2 separate regions of the Mus musculus genome follow, and region 2 is linked to region 1. Evidence: chromatin loops called from intact Hi-C (ENCODE). Cell type or tissue: heart. All regions are shown on one strand. Each heading gives the region's core, and the rest is flanking DNA. Links, peaks and the distances in the headings are about the cores only.

Region 1 (5,000 bases), core at 1-5,000:
GAGACGCAGTACTCGTAGGCTTCACAGCAGCCATTGGCCAGGCACCCATCACAGCAGTACTGCTTTGTGCTGGGGACGCTGACGTCGCAACAGCCATTCGCCAGCAGGTCCTTCCTCTCGCAGACATAGCCTGAAACCAGAGGCAGAGCTCAGCGGGAAGCTAGCCACCTGTGTTCCCTCTGAGGATGAAGAACTGCACAGGAAGAAGGCAGGCAGGAGCCAGGGCACCCTGAGCATCAGGACCAGACATGGAAACGTGTCTAGGGCTGGCTTCACCTGGGCAGAGGATGACGGGAAGTTGGACCCCTCAGTCATCGATAGATCTGAGTTGTTACCACGCTCCGCCCCTTTCCAGTCTACTGCTTGAGTGTGAGCTTCTTGCCAGACCATGCCCTGTCTGTGCAGCTGGGATGCTAATGGAAGCACGCAGCCTTTCACCTGGGCTTTAACAAAACAGTCCAAGACAGGAAACGAGGCACCCATTCACAAAAACAAGTGCCTTGCGGATTTAAAAAGCAAACATGTGGCTTTTGATGGCTCGTGGCTGTTGTGGTCATTTGAAGGGGCTGCTAAAACAGGAGGCCACAGTCAACCTTCGTGACTCTGCTTCCGGTGTTTGCATACCAACAGGGGGAGACACAACCACAAGCACCCCCCTAGAATTAGGGGTGTTCTCAAATCCTCAAAAGAGAGAAAAACCTAATTCGCTCCACAACTGTGAAACTGCATCACGTAGATATGTGCACATCGAGCGCCATGTCAGTCAGGCTCCCTCACTGAGACTACTTAACTGCTCAGGGCTTCTAGGCAGACTGTTCCCTGCACTGTGAGGAACAGGACAGAAAAATATGTAAGTCTATGAGGGCCACCACCCAACCTCGAACACGCCCCCAGTGGCCATTTAGGTCCTCAGGTATGTGTGCATGTGAGAGAGCCTCAGGTGTATGGGGAGGTGCGGCGGGGGCGGGGGGGGGGGGGGATCAGGTGTGTATGGACCCTCGGGTGTATGCAGGAGCCCTCTGGTGTGTGTGTATGTACCCTAAGGTGTGTGCAGGGGCCTTCTGTTAAGAATGGGGGGCCCCTCGGGTGTGTGCAGAGGCTCTCAGGTGTATGTGTGTGTGTAGACCCTAAGGTGTGTGCAGAGGCCTTCTGGTGAATATGGGGGGCCCCTCGGGTGTGTGCAGGGGCCCGCAGCTGTGCAGCAGCTGTTCCCAACCAGCCAGTCTGAGCACCCCAGCTCTGTCCTCAAGAGAACAAGGCTGGCGGAGGATGACTTGTTTTTTAGAGCTGCTCTGGAAAACAAGGTCTGTGTGGGAGCTGGCAGAACACTGGCGATCGGGGACACCAGAGGGCCCTCAATACTTGGGAGACCAGGGGAGACGCCAACCTCTCCCAGTGCAGGGAAAGGCTGGCGTCTGTTGTTTCTGCTGCTGCTGCTGCTGCTGCTGCATCTCACGGGTAGTGATGAACATTCTGATGTCCTGGTAAACACTTCCTTCCCAGATGCCCTGACTCACGCTGTTGACAAGGCTTCTAAACAGAATTCCCAGAGAGCCCGTGCGTTCCTCAGGATTCTACCCTGGATGAGAGCAACACAGCAACTCCGTCTGTGTCAAGAATACTGTGCACCCCAATAACACCAGCTGACACTAACACCCCGATATCACCCACTGACACTCACTGTCCTTTCCTTTGGGAAGCTGGAAGCTGACATCTCAGGCCTGGTCCTACCGTTACCAACTCCCAGATCTCGGCTTTGAACTCTGGTACTCACCTCTCCATGACCAGGTCTAATCTCTGGGAAGAGAGAGCAAGCTCACCCAGGCCTCTCTCCCCATGTGTCATGCAAAAATTACCTTTTACTTTCTGAAGTCATCCTTATGTTTAATTGGATGTGTGAGTACATGTGAGTGCAGATTCCTGCAGAGGCCAGAAGAGGGAGCTGCCTGTCCTGGATGCCGGGACTCAAAACCAGGTCCTCTGGAAAGAGCAGTCAGTGCTCTTGGCCACACACCCATTTCTCCAACCTTTCTTATCTGATACACACACACAAACACACACACACACGCACACACACATCATACATAGAACTGGGTCATCATGATGTTTCAAAACACATATACACCAGCCGGTGTGGTGGCTCATGCCTTGAATCCCAGCGCCCAGGAGAGATGGGCATATCTCTCTGAGTTCGAGGTCAGCCTGGTCGACAGAGCGAGCCCCAGTACAGCCAGGGCCCCACAGAGAAAGCCTGTGGTGCGTACCAGCTCTAAGGATGTTATTCTTACCAAGTCCTGGGAGACCAGGGCAGGCAAATGTGTTGGTCTTGCCTGGGAAATTAACTTCCAGCTTTTGAAAAGTTTGTGACTCTAATTGGCTATCTTGTTTAACAGTGCTGTTACCCTGGCGACACGGTGGCATCTCGTTGCTAAACAGCATCAACAGTTGCAAGTTTTCTTTATTAAACCACTTCCCCCATATTTATAATGGCAAAGTAAAACCTGCTGCCCTTGTGGGATTTTTATTGATTAAGAAGCTGAAGGAGTGTGAGTCTTTGTCTGACCTAAATTAACAATTTGTAGCTATAGCTATGATAAAAACTGCCATCTAACACTAAAACAGCCTGTTGTCCTCTGACTGCCACATACATGACATGGTGTAACAGACACACACACACACACAAACACAGAAACACAGACATACACAGACACACACACACACAGACACATAAACACATAGACACAGACAGACAGACATACATATATACATAGAGACCACACACAAACACACACAGACACACACACACATACACACACAAACACAGACACAGAGAGACACACACATACACACACATATACACAGACTACACACACACAGAGACACACACAGACACACATATACACAAGACACACATATCACACACAGACACACATATACACACAGACACACATATCACACACAGACATACACATACATACACACACACACACACACACACACACACCAATTAGAGAGACAAGATGAGGAACCCCATGCCTGTGCCTGGTAGGCGGTGGCCTGGCTCTGAGGCTAAGGCTGGTGCTGTAGGCAGAGGGAAATGCTAGGAGTCTGGGTGTTCAGCCAAGCCTCCCAGATGCTGCAGGGAGCCTGGGATGGAGAGGAGAGTGTGAAAGACAGACAGGGAAATCCCTGAAGACTAGCAAGAAGGGCAAAAGCACTGGGAGGGAAGGCTATCAAACCCAGAGTCTCTGCACCTTGAGTGCAGGGAGGGAGACATACCCAGCTCATCAGTGAGGAGGTGTTTTCCTTGGACAGAGTTCCGGCACTGGTTGCTGGGTCGGCTGCTGTTGCCTAGGTTAAACTGCACCTTCCACGGGATGGGCTGTTCCCGGTCTTGAACCTGGAGGAGGTTCCGGTCTCTCACAGCCCTCTCTTCCTGCAAGGAGACCACAGCGAGAGAGGAGGGGTCAAGGCGCTTTTCCTGCATTTTCTCACTTGCCCTAAAGGCATCTATACCTCCATCTCTCTACCCTCGACCCAACCCTTGGGCACAGGTGCCATCTATGTCATCAGGGAAACCTGGCAAGTTAAAGCTACTCTCCCCAGTTACTGCATTGATGTGCAGGGCCCCAGAAGCAGACAAAAGATTCTGTGAAATCCGGGGTGGGGTGGGGGGAGCAAAAACTTTTCTCTCTGCTAGCAACTTAAGTTTTTAGATACTAATACACACACCATGGAACAGAACACAAAGCCCAAATACTTTTACAACCAGGAGGAAACTATGTAATTCTAATCATCTCAGGCTGTCTGATACCTCTAGACCAGGAGGCCTCAGCCGAATAAGTGACAAGTACTCACATACAAAACTTCTAAATGGGACTGGGGATGACTTCAGGACCAGACGAAGCCTGACAACCTGCAAGGCTCATCCTTTGTGTGACAGCACACAGCAGTCACCCTTATGATTACTTTCAGATGCCTTTCTGCCTACACGGCCCTTTGCCTTGCTGAGCCAGGAGAGGAGTGGCCCCTGGGTGAGAGCCTGGATCCCTACAGGATCCACACCATTGAGCTAGGAGGAGAAGCCCAGCTGCTGGAAAGATAGAGAAGCACAAGGTGGTCACATCTTTGGAAGCTTCTAGCCATGAATGTGTAACAAAAGACCTCTAAAAGGCCCTCTCCTGTTGCGCTTCTCATCCTGTAGTTCAGGCCTGCCTGAAACTCATGGCAATGCTCCTGCCTCGGCCTCCTAAATGCTGTGATTATAGGTGTGAGGCACCATGGCCTGTTGGTTTTGGAGGTTTTTTTTTTGTTTTTTGTTTTTTTTCTAATTAATTAATTAATTTATTTATTTATTATATTTAAGTACACTTAGCTGTAGCTGTCTTCAGACGCACCAGAAGAGGGCATCAGATCTCATTACGGGTGGTTGTGAGCCACCATGTGGTTGCTGGGATTTGAACTTCGGACCTTCAGAAGAGCAGTGGGGTGCTCTTACCCACTGAGCCATCTCACCAGCCCCCAGTTTTGGAGGTTTTAAGGCAGGGTCACCCTCTGCAACCCCAAATGGCCGCAGGTCCTCCTGCAACAGCCTGCCAGGTGCTGCTGGGACTACGGGATTATGGTGTGCACCACCACGCCTGCTATCCCCATGGCTGGTGTTTTTTAAGCCTCAATAATGTTGCTCAGTAACTATGGAGACCCTGCGCATTGCATCGGATGGCAACACAGACAATTCAGGGAAACAGACAGGATCTTTGTAGTTACTGTGGGAAGGCAATCTGGGAAGTTGTTGAAGTTGAATATGCATAAACCTTGCTCTAGGAAACTTTACTGAGTGCCATCCCACAGGAACCATACACGGAGGTTTCCCATAGCTCTCTGTTTCAATGGTAGGAAAAACATAAACAAAACAAAAACCCCAAAACAACAACAAAAACCTAGAAACCCAACACCACGGAAATGTCTGACTAAACACTAGCAGGGACACACTATCATCA
Region 2 (9,946 bases), core at 3,048-8,047, 170 kb after region 1:
CCTCCTCCTCCTCTTCCTCCCCTCCTCCTCTTTTTTCTTCTCTTCTTTTTCTCTTCTTCCTCCTCTCTTTTGTCCTCTTCCACCTTTTCCTTCTCCTTTTTCTCTTCCTTCTCCTCTACTTCCTCCTCCTCTTCCTATTCCTCCTCTCCTTCTTTTACTTTTTGTGTTTGGGTATGTGCTCATGAGAGGTTGGATTCCCTGGAGCAGGAGTTGTAAGTGTTATGAGCTGGTAATCTTAATTCCAGGCATTCGTAAGAAGCAGTAAATGCTCTCAACTGCTGAGCCATCTTTCCACCCCCAGCTTCTAACACAACACAACACAGCAGCACGTGCAAACACTGAGGTGACTTCAGGGCCAGAGTTTGTTCTTACCATGGTCCCAACCTCCTTCCTGCTTACGTGGCAGGCTCACCCTGTGAGCTCCTGCTTCCTTTCTGGCCTAACAGCTAAGTGAACAGCAGTGGTACGCTACAGTCTGCATGGCAGAAAGCATTCATCCTACACAGTTGTCTCACCTAGAGTCAGGAGGAGCCTTTGAGGGGGTCCATGGACGCCAGTGTAGATTGGGAGCTTGGCTCCAGGATGCCACGGGAAGCTGAGCCAGCTTGGGAGACTTCGCACAGGGCTGCCACCAGTCTTGTTCACCAAGCAGACATGGTTTGGTGATATGGCAGTATTCATCTGTCTTTGCCAAATTTGTATTTAATTTGAGCACACATCATTTTGGCATGAGCCAGGGGAGCAGAAGAGCTAGCCTTGAGCAAGGAGGTTTGGGGACTTGGAACCGGTCCCCTCTCTCCCTTTCTCTGTGGGATCTTTAGATTTGAATACCAAGCACCAAACACCTGGGGTCACTGCTTAATCTCCCTAAGCTTGCTGCTTCAGATCAGCTCTGCGGTGCTCAGTGTTCCTCTAACACGACCTGACGCTGTCAGCTGTAGAGAGACTTGGGGTGCAGGGCTTCCATTTGTTCTATGGACCAGCCACACTTTCACAAGCTAAGAACCCCTCATGAGGTGTAAATCCTGCCTTGGCAGTCAGGTGCCATCCTGGGGCTGACTGGGAGCTTTAGAGGTCGTTTACACCTCCAAGTGAATGGCTGCCACTGCCAGTCTGAGTCTCTTGGCCTGCTAGAAACCCAGCTGGAAGATGAAGTTAAATGGGCAGCCAAAGGTGTATTTAAGAAGTGAGTTTCTACAGAAACAGGAGTAGGCAGCCCTGCTGGGGCAGGTCAGCTCTAAGCATTATTTCCAGTCTGGGTGCCGAGTTACCATAGTGTGTACTATGCATCCCTGGATCAGGCACCCCTGGCCCATGGAGTCGACCATCTTTGTTCTCTAGCTGTGCTTCCTGAATAGCTGTGGCAGTGTTCCCGGGTCTACAGTGCTAGCTTGGAGCAGCTGGCCTTTGTGATGGACCCACAGCCCAAGATGTTGGGCTGCTCAGCATGATTGGAGCCCAGGATTAGCAGAGGCACCGGATGATGTTTGCTTGTGCTCAGTTCCCTGGGGCAGCCTGCAGAACTCAGGCCTCTGGCACAGTGTCTGTGCGGTGCTGTCCCTTAAACCATGGATTTTCCTGATTCTGCAGTGGCTCACCTTCAGCATCCACGCTCTCTGTGATCGCAGTGTGATGGGCACTGCTCTGGGGAGAAGTGGATTACTCCTACAGTGTGCTCTGCCCCCATGCAGTCAGGGAAGGTATGACAAGAGCGTGGTTTGTCTGTGCAGCTCTCTGTCCTCAGATGGTCACGTGGCACAGAGGCGGGGGTCACTGTCTGACAGGCAGGCAGGAGAGAGCTAGGAACAGACAGTTTAGCTTTTGTAGAGTTTCATTCTGATGCTCACATGTATTTGACAGATGCCTCTGTTCACTCGGAACTGGGGCAGTTTTACTGTTCAGTGTCTAGTAAAACAAAACAAGGGATAGCTCTAAACACTGCCATGGTCAGGATTTAAAAGACCCAGTAAGACCAAGAGCTGGAAGTTGTCTTTTTGTCTCACAGCCTGACTCCCCTTGAGGGGGGAGCCCACTGGGATTCCTGCTTCCCAGCCCCAGTCCCTCCCACAGTGATCCCATTTGGACCATAAGGAAGACTTCAGCTTTTGTCCTGTGGTTGGTGGTGTGGCTGTGTTATGTCTGCACATTGACAGGAGTGGCTCTCAGTGAGCACCATGCACAAGCCTTTGCCATGCAGGTTCTGTAGCCCTGATAGAAGGACCTCCTGGGTCACAGTGAGCTCACACCAATGGTAAGTGCTGCCATCCTTCCCTTAGCAGGAGTTGGACTGGATTAGATCTCCTGGTCCCTCCAGCTGTGTCCTCGGGCTTCCTGAGCCTTGCTTGTGCTGAGTCGGGGGGACGTGGCTTCCCTTCTCAGAGTGCACTTGGTTTTCACTGTTAGAGGCATCTTTTCATTGGACAGGAGCCATGCCCATCCCTGTAAATGGTCCCTGTGCTCAACTGTTTCTTGACTGTACAGACCAAGTCGAGATGACTGGGGGGCACTAAACAACTCCTCTCTCCACAGGTTGACTACCTTGAAATAGTTCCGAATACTGGGAGGTACCCTGTGGCAATAGCCACAGCCGGGGATCTGGTGTACCTGCTGAAGGCCGACGACTCAGCCAGAACCCTTCATTATGTCTATGGCCAGCCTGCCACATGTCTGGATGTCTCAGCCAGCCAGGTTGCCTTTGGAGTGAAGAGTCTAGGATGGGTGTATGAAGGAAACAAGGTATGGAAACAGTGGCATGTATACATTAACAAGGAAGAGTATAGATTTGGTTTTTAAGGCAGCCAAAAAATGAAGCACTTTGTGTTTTGTTTGGTTTGGTTATGGTTGTTTGAAACAGGGTCTCGCATATCCCAGGCTGTCCTAGAACTCATGATGTGCTGGGAGGAGCCATGTGCACCACCACACAAGTAGTGTGTTAACACTCTGAATGCTCTTGTTTTCAGCTGGTTCAGGGCAGTGTATGAGCAAGACAGAAATGTCCAAGCAATGAAATGGAGCACGAGACGGAGTTCCTCCTCCGCTGCACACAGGTGTCCATGTAGACGCCAGATAGACAGACAGACAGACAGACAGACAGAGGCTGAGGATGGATCTTTGTAGACAGAGGGTCATGGTATGTGACCTGTTCTGTGCCTAGCAGTGTACCTTGGGCAGTGTTTCACCTCTCATGTCCCCAGCTCCCTGCTGTAGAGTTCCAGCTTGTGCTTAGAGCTCATAGTCCAGAGGCACAGACGTAAGTTCCCCGTGTGTATAGCTCTAGGCAAACCTGCTGGTAGGCGGCTCACAGCAGCCTAATGAGCAGCACAGGCGCTTTCAGTGCCATCTGAATGCATACGGCCAATTCAGAGTCCACAAGCACATAGTCACTGAGCCTCTAGTGCATGGCTTAACCGACACGGGCCAGCAGCCGACTGACATGTGTCTGCTCTTTATAGCTAGGACTCAGATGAAGGCTTTGTGAGAACAGAGAGTTTTGATCTGACTTCATTTGTACCTGATACAGGACTGGGGCTTAACTACAGTCCACTATTGATCAGCCATGATAAAAGCCCACTGACATCCAAACACTATGATGGATTTTAATCAGGGGCTTAACTCTGTAGCCTGTAGGAGTATCCAAGGGTGCTATTTCTGGTCACTGGACGATGTCTCTGTACCATATGCTGACCACACTGGTGGTTTAGGCCCACAGCTGTGTGAACATTGAGTAATAGTGTTTCGGCGTCCACCCTTCATCCACTAAGTTGGCAGGTCCTGTGGGCATCGCAGGTAGCCACGACATCAGTGTGTGGCTGGCAGTGGAGTGTTAGACAGCATTACACACAGATTTCGGTGTTAATAAGCCCTCTACAGAGCTTGTCTGTCTGAGCTGGAAGCAGGGCTGCCCTCGGTGGTGCAGGCTGGCAGGCCTGGGGGAGTCAGTGCTCTGTACACCTGGACCCTCATGCAGCCATTGTTCCTGGGCTCGATGTGCAGGGCAAAGCAGGTGCCACACAGCACTTACCAGCATCTTCTTTGGCTATACAAAGTCAAAGAAAAGTTTCTAGTTTGTATTTTTGCCTTTACTTTAAAACAGATTTTTAAACACTTTAATATATATATATGTGAGGGTATTTTGTCTGCATGTATGTTTGGGCACTAAGCATGCAGTACCTGCAGAGGCCAGAAGAGGGCACTGAACTCCTGGAATGGGAGTTCCAGATGGCTGTGAACCACCAAGTGGGCTCTGGGAACTAAATCCAGGTCCTTCGCAGAACAGCCAGTACTTTGAACCAGAGCCACTGCTCCAGCCCCTGGAGTACTTTTGTTCGGACTCCTGATTGAGAATTTCAGATATGGGAAGTGTAGGGCAGGAGCTTCCTCCCCAAGCCTGTCAGCTACTGCCTGTCATTTGGTTTTGGAGCCAAGTTGGTGTTGTCCATTTCTTGTGCATCCTTGTGAAATGGGCCCTCTTTCTGTAAAGTGTGGGTGGAGCTGGGTGTGGTAGCTCTCACCTTTCATCCCAGCACCCTGGAGCAGAGGCAAGCAGATATTTGTCTTGAAGGTTAGCCTGATCTACATAAGGAGTCCAGGCCAGTTAGGGCTCTCATGAGTGACCCGCCTCAGGAAGATGATCATGGGTAAGTGCTAGAGCACTCTGCATCACTGCTCCTTGTCTCTGCCTGTTGGGGTGACTTTGTAACACATCACAGAGCCCCCTGCTCCTGTTTGGTTGGGTTTTAGAGCTTTCTGGCATCGATCAGGCCGTATGTGTGGCCTCACCATTCCACCCACTCTGCAAGAGTGTGGCTTGCACCAGTGCTTACAGGGTAAGCTTCTCTCTGAGGACTCACTGGGTCAAACCTGCTGCCCTGAGGATATTCTTGAGGGGTAACAGCGCCCACCCCACAGACTTCCTGGGTGCCTCTTCTCTAGGCTTTGCGGCTGGGAAGGAGGGTGGGGCTTTGCCTGACTTTGTTGTTCAGTTTATACTTTGTATCTCTCTGCTTGGAAGGCTTCCCCACATGGAGTGGCAGTGCCAGCAGCACTTAGGCCAGTGTCATGGTGCAGAGTGGTGAGTGCACTGCTGCGCACCTCTCCGCTGCTTGCTGGATACTCCTGGGGCCCATGGTTCTGGGGAACACTTGTCTGACCTCTCTTAGGCAATGAGGAATGGACCATGACTTCTGGGTTTGGTGAGCGGGGCTGAGCAGCTGAGGCTTATATGTTGTCTCTAAGGGCCATGCTCATTGCATCGGGCAGGGATGATGGTGCAGGAATCATTCCCAGTGTCCCAGCAAGAAGGGCTGCTCGGAGGTCTTTAACTTAGAGCAGAAAAGAATTCTGAGTCTCTGATGTCCGTTCTTAGTTCTCAGACTTGAGTATAAATGTCACTGAATGGCAGCTGACAGTAGAAGAGGCAGAAGTGTCTTAACCACGTCGTTTCACACTGCCATGCATCCACACAGCCCTCAACATGGCCCTGATAGTCCAGCAGCCTCCTAAAACTTGGTTTTGTCACGTAGTTTGGAATTCATCAGCAGTGCTTTTGTTTCCGTAACGATTTATAACAGCACACTACCTTTATTAATCTCTTTGCTGCCTGAATGTGCTCTCAGGGTGGATGGCTAGAGGCAGAGCTGCCGCGGGCGAACACCATGCTGTCGATGAGCTCGTGTCTCATAAAGGGATCCGGAGCCCCACTTAGTGCTCTCAGCATCGCTCTGTGGAGCTGGACATATTTCCCAATTTAGTTCTGAAGCTCTTGGCATTTGATGGCAGATTGTATTAAGCAGCACGCGGAGTGCATCCTAATCAGGGCAAAGGGTGAAGTCATCGCAGGCTGGAGTGAGCTGGGCAGGGAGGGAGGCTGGCTTAGGCTGCAGCAGCTTACATCACACTAGAAAGTAATTGCCCGACTCTCTGAGCTAATGACTGCCCATGTGCAGCCAGGAAGAGACTTGGGATTGGTTGCCTGCACTGGCCACAAGGGGAGCGTCTGTCTGGAGCCTTGGGTCAGAGTGTGCTGCAGATGGGTTGCCTTCTGCCCTGTCTGCCCAATCAGAGCGCCATCTTTTCTTCTGTTGAGGTTTCTGTGTGTGAGAGTCGAGACTTAATACTTCACATGCAAGACAAACAAGCAAAAATTGAAAGTTTGTAAAATATTTTCGCACGCTCTCCAGAACTCTGTGTCTCAGTTCCTTCTTTGTCCGGGCATTGACGGCTGACTCCTGAAGCCTGGTTTTCTGGAAGGAAGAGGGCCCAGCGTTGTTAGATTCCGTCACATCAGTGAGCAGGATCCCGTGGGTCGGGCATGCTTCCCTCTCCTGTTCAGCCTCTGCTCTGTCAGAGTAACCAGGGTGCAGAGGTTCTCTCTTGGGAGGCTGGGGGGAACTCCAGAGTGCTGAAAATCTCAAAGATAACTGAAAAATGAGAAATGAAGATTCGAGATTGTTTTGTGCAGGTGTTGCTCTTTTTTTTTTTTTTTTTAAAGATTTATTTATTATTACATGTAAGTACACTGTAGCTGTCTTCAGACACACCAGAAGAGGGAGTCAGATCTTGTTACGGGTGGTTGTGAGCCACCATGTGGTTGCTGGGATTTGAACTCTGGACCTTCAGAAGAGCAGTCGGGTGCTCTTACCCACTGAGCCATCTCACCAGCCCCGCAGGTGTTGCTCTTAATGCCAATCCCTGATCTTGTTGATATTACTGATAAGGAAGGACTGAATGGCACACTCTTAGCCTTTAGTGGGAACCTTGACACATCCCCACAGAGCCCCAGGGTCACTTGGGACATTCGGTGCCCCTCAGCTCAGCAGCTTCTGAAGATTCAGAACTGAGATCTCTAAGGCCACGCAGCGTGAAGGGTTCTGTGGAGGCTGCTGTTGTTACTTGCTGGGGAGGTAACTGACTGGGACTTAGGATCTGCGGTTCCTGGAAGGGTGAAGTGACTAGGTAGAAGGTTTGATCAGTGGGCTGAACAGGACTCTCAGAGTCATAAACTTCATAATGTTACTTTCCTTGCTATTCCAGTCCAGAAATTGTGGTGATGCTTGGTACGGTTGGTGCTCCTGTGCCCACTAGTATTGGGGAGGAGTTGGAGTTGTGCAGACAGAGACAACAGGCCGATGGAGAGAGGTGGCTCAGGCCAGCTGGAGCCCTAGGGATCCCTGGGAGGTGTGGGAGCCCGGGTTAGTTTCTTTTTCTGAGACTGGTTTTGAAAGAGGCCTATGAGTGAAAAGGGCCATTCAGAGCTGATGTGAGTGAGGTCTAGTATGAGTGAGGAGGTGATGTGAGTGAGGGCTGGTGTGAGTGAGGGCTGGTGTGAATGAGGACTAATGTGAGTGAGGGCTGATGTGAGTGAGGGCTGATATGAGGAGCTGATACGGGTGCTGAGTCCCAGTAAAGCTTTGCCGGCAGGGCTGGCACCACACCTCAGATAGTTTCTGTTTGCACACACCCTTCATGGTTTCGTATGCCACTGATGTTTGTAGTATTTCTGGATTTTTAAATTAACTTATCAGTATTCTGAAGACATTAACCACGTTTACAAAGCATTATGTTGACATATATCATGCCCACTGCCCTTTACTGGGCTTTTGAATTAAGATTAGATTTTTATCTAGGGTCTAATTTTTCCAGTGACTTCCCTGGTTATATGTAGACTTCCTGTCCTGGTTCACCATCCTACACACTTGGGAGACTGAACTTGGAGTTGACTGTTGGGATTATTTCCCCAGCACAGATGGGATGGCTTTGATGTCTCTGTGCCAGATGAGTCTCGGAGTAAATATTGCCCAGACAGCAGCTAGGTTTGTCAGTGTTAAAAATCAGCATCGGGATCTGGGGGGACCTGGTGGAAATGTTTGCCTCTTTCCAGGTGTGAAAACAGTGACTATGGGGTGAGCTGCGTGCTCCCACCAGGTCCAGACGGTTGAGCAGGGAAGGAGAGAGGGAGAGTAAGAACACAGCTCATGGCCGGTGTGGGCCCAGCCTCCAACTATTTCAGATGTTTACTGTGCTCAGATGACCCCAGCAGTTACGGTGGAGGACTCCTGCTCTTTCCCAGACTGTGCCTTATTAACGTGGCCTGCACATCTGTCTTCTGTCAGTCCTGGGTTAGCGGGGGTGGGTCAGCACTAGCATCAGCTATTGAGTTGTGCTTGTACTTCTATAGACCCCAGACTGCTCCTTATTCACCCCCTCGACAGTGAATTCAGGATGGGTTCCTGAATTGCAGCTAGGCAGAGGAAAACTAGCCCAGCTCACACTTGAGCAGTCTCTTGCCAAATTACAGGACTTGGGCACGGTCATGAGGTTTGCTGAGTGTTAAAGTGAGACTGAGACTGAGGCTGCGTGTCCTCTGAAGGCTAGCCGTCGGTGGCAGCCCTGCCATGACCTAGGTCCTAGCTACCGCTTCCCTCCTCTTCAAGCAGAGTGCACTGCTGAGGCTTGACTTTCTGGACCTAACCCCAGGTCCACACCCACTTTTCTTCAGGTCCCTGTCAGTCTAGGCTGAGGTACTGGCCTGAGCTCCTATGCGCCTACAGAGGGCTGGGGTTCCACTTCCCCACTTCCTTGGGTTGGGAACTCGTACATCTTTTCACAGGAGGTTTTGAAATGCACACTGAAAACGCCCCGGAGCTGTGTCCGTACACCCCTCCTCCCATTCCTGCACCCAGCCCTCCCTGGCATATCCACACCCCTGCATCCCTACCCATACCCTTACTCTTACCCACACTCCTGCACTCCCTGGCACACACCTATACCCCTGCATACCTTGCACTCCTTGGTACACACTCATACGTCAACTATTTCTAGTTAGATCAGAAAAATGGCCCACGCAGAGCATGTGGGTGAGACCCTACTGCCTGCCTGTAGCCTGGCTTTCAAAGCCCTCAGAAGTTGGACACCACCTTAGCTTCCAACTCTCTATCCTCACCTACGTGCCGAGTCTCTGTACGCAGCCCAGAGGTGTTCACCTCTTGAATGTGGTATTCCTTCCTGCCCAGGATTAGCAGATGCCTCCTCTCCCTCTCCCTTCTCCTCTCCTCATGTCCTTCCAGAAGCGTGGGCCTCAGCTTCAGCCTCGTGGTCCCTCCCTTGACCTCGACACACAGGAACCCACAGCTCACATTTTGACCCTGTTGCTAACCAGCACTGTAGCCCACAACAGCAGGGAAGCAGCCCAGGTAGTTAGAGCACAGAAGCCCTGACACGTCTGAGGTGGCACTCACAGGAGCAGAGCTGGTGATCAGTGTGCCTGGCCAGGGTGTGGCGTTCCCAGAGCCACCATTGACACTCCTGCTAGGACTGCATTTGGGGTATCCTGGAGTAGAGGTTTAAAGAGTAGGAACATTGAAGCCTACTTCCAGAACTTCCTAGCTGGGTGAGAGATGTGTCCTCTGTCAGCTCCATTTCTTTATAGGAAGTGAGAAAAGCGGTAGTCTCACCTTATAGCATTTTCTAGGGTCAGATGAACTGTGGGCACAGTGGAGCTGGCTCTTGGGAATAGCCAGTTTGGACAGAGTTCAGGAAGGGGCTCTTCAGTATGGTATCTGGGATGGGAAGGACTGGGCTCTGCCTGGCCTGCTTCCCAGCTGGTCTCTGTGCAATGTGAGGCAAGGTATTTCAGGTGGCTTTCAGTTCAGTTTCCTGGTGGCTAAGTGCAGGTGGCAGCTGAGACTCGGGAGTGGGAGAATCGAGTGTCATGCTGCTCTCTGCGGGTCCCCAGGGACAGCATCACGGACTGCACAGTGAGCAGAGGATGTGTGTGTGTGTGTGTGTGTGTGTGTGTGTGTGTGTGTGTGTGTGTGTGTCAGTGTATCATGTCTATGGCCTGTGCACCCACAGTAAAGGCTCTGCCTGTTCCCAGCCGACTTTCGCCCCCTTCAGCTGCCATTTGTTTCCGTGGTGTAGCTTAGGCACCAGCCTTCGGCCCACCCTC

What was found. A loop is a pair of places that touch in the nucleus more often than their neighbours do. Peaks named below come from ENCODE experiments on the same cell type or tissue, not always from the same donor. Only the 100,000 strongest peaks of a DNase experiment are listed, where the experiment ranks them.
Region 2: it touches region 1 in a loop (2.5-fold over the local background); 3 of 42 quality-filtered maps call a loop at or near these places.

The regions. Positions count from the first base shown.
Region 1 is chr5:118,254,106-118,259,105 of GRCm38, reverse strand. It overlaps Spring1 (SREBF pathway regulator in golgi 1), which reads right to left. Exons shown (of 5, transcript NM_001081236.1): 2 at 3,280-3,436; 3 at 1-130. Among named protein-coding and RNA genes, the nearest start is that of Gm25076, 9.8 kb to the left of the region's middle. In heart, for the core only: a CTCF peak has its summit at 1,916 (motif pointing right); no DNase peak of the experiment used is centred there.
Region 2 is chr5:118,085,286-118,095,231 of GRCm38, reverse strand. Fbxw8 (F-box and WD-40 domain protein 8) reads left to right here. Exons shown (of 11, transcript NM_172721.2): 7 at 2,530-2,736. Among named protein-coding and RNA genes, the nearest start is that of Gm30466, 20 kb to the right of the region's middle. In heart, for the core only: CTCF peaks have their summits at 4,185 (motif pointing right) and 5,972; a DNase peak (open chromatin) is centred at 5,921; H3K27ac peaks cover 1,623 bases.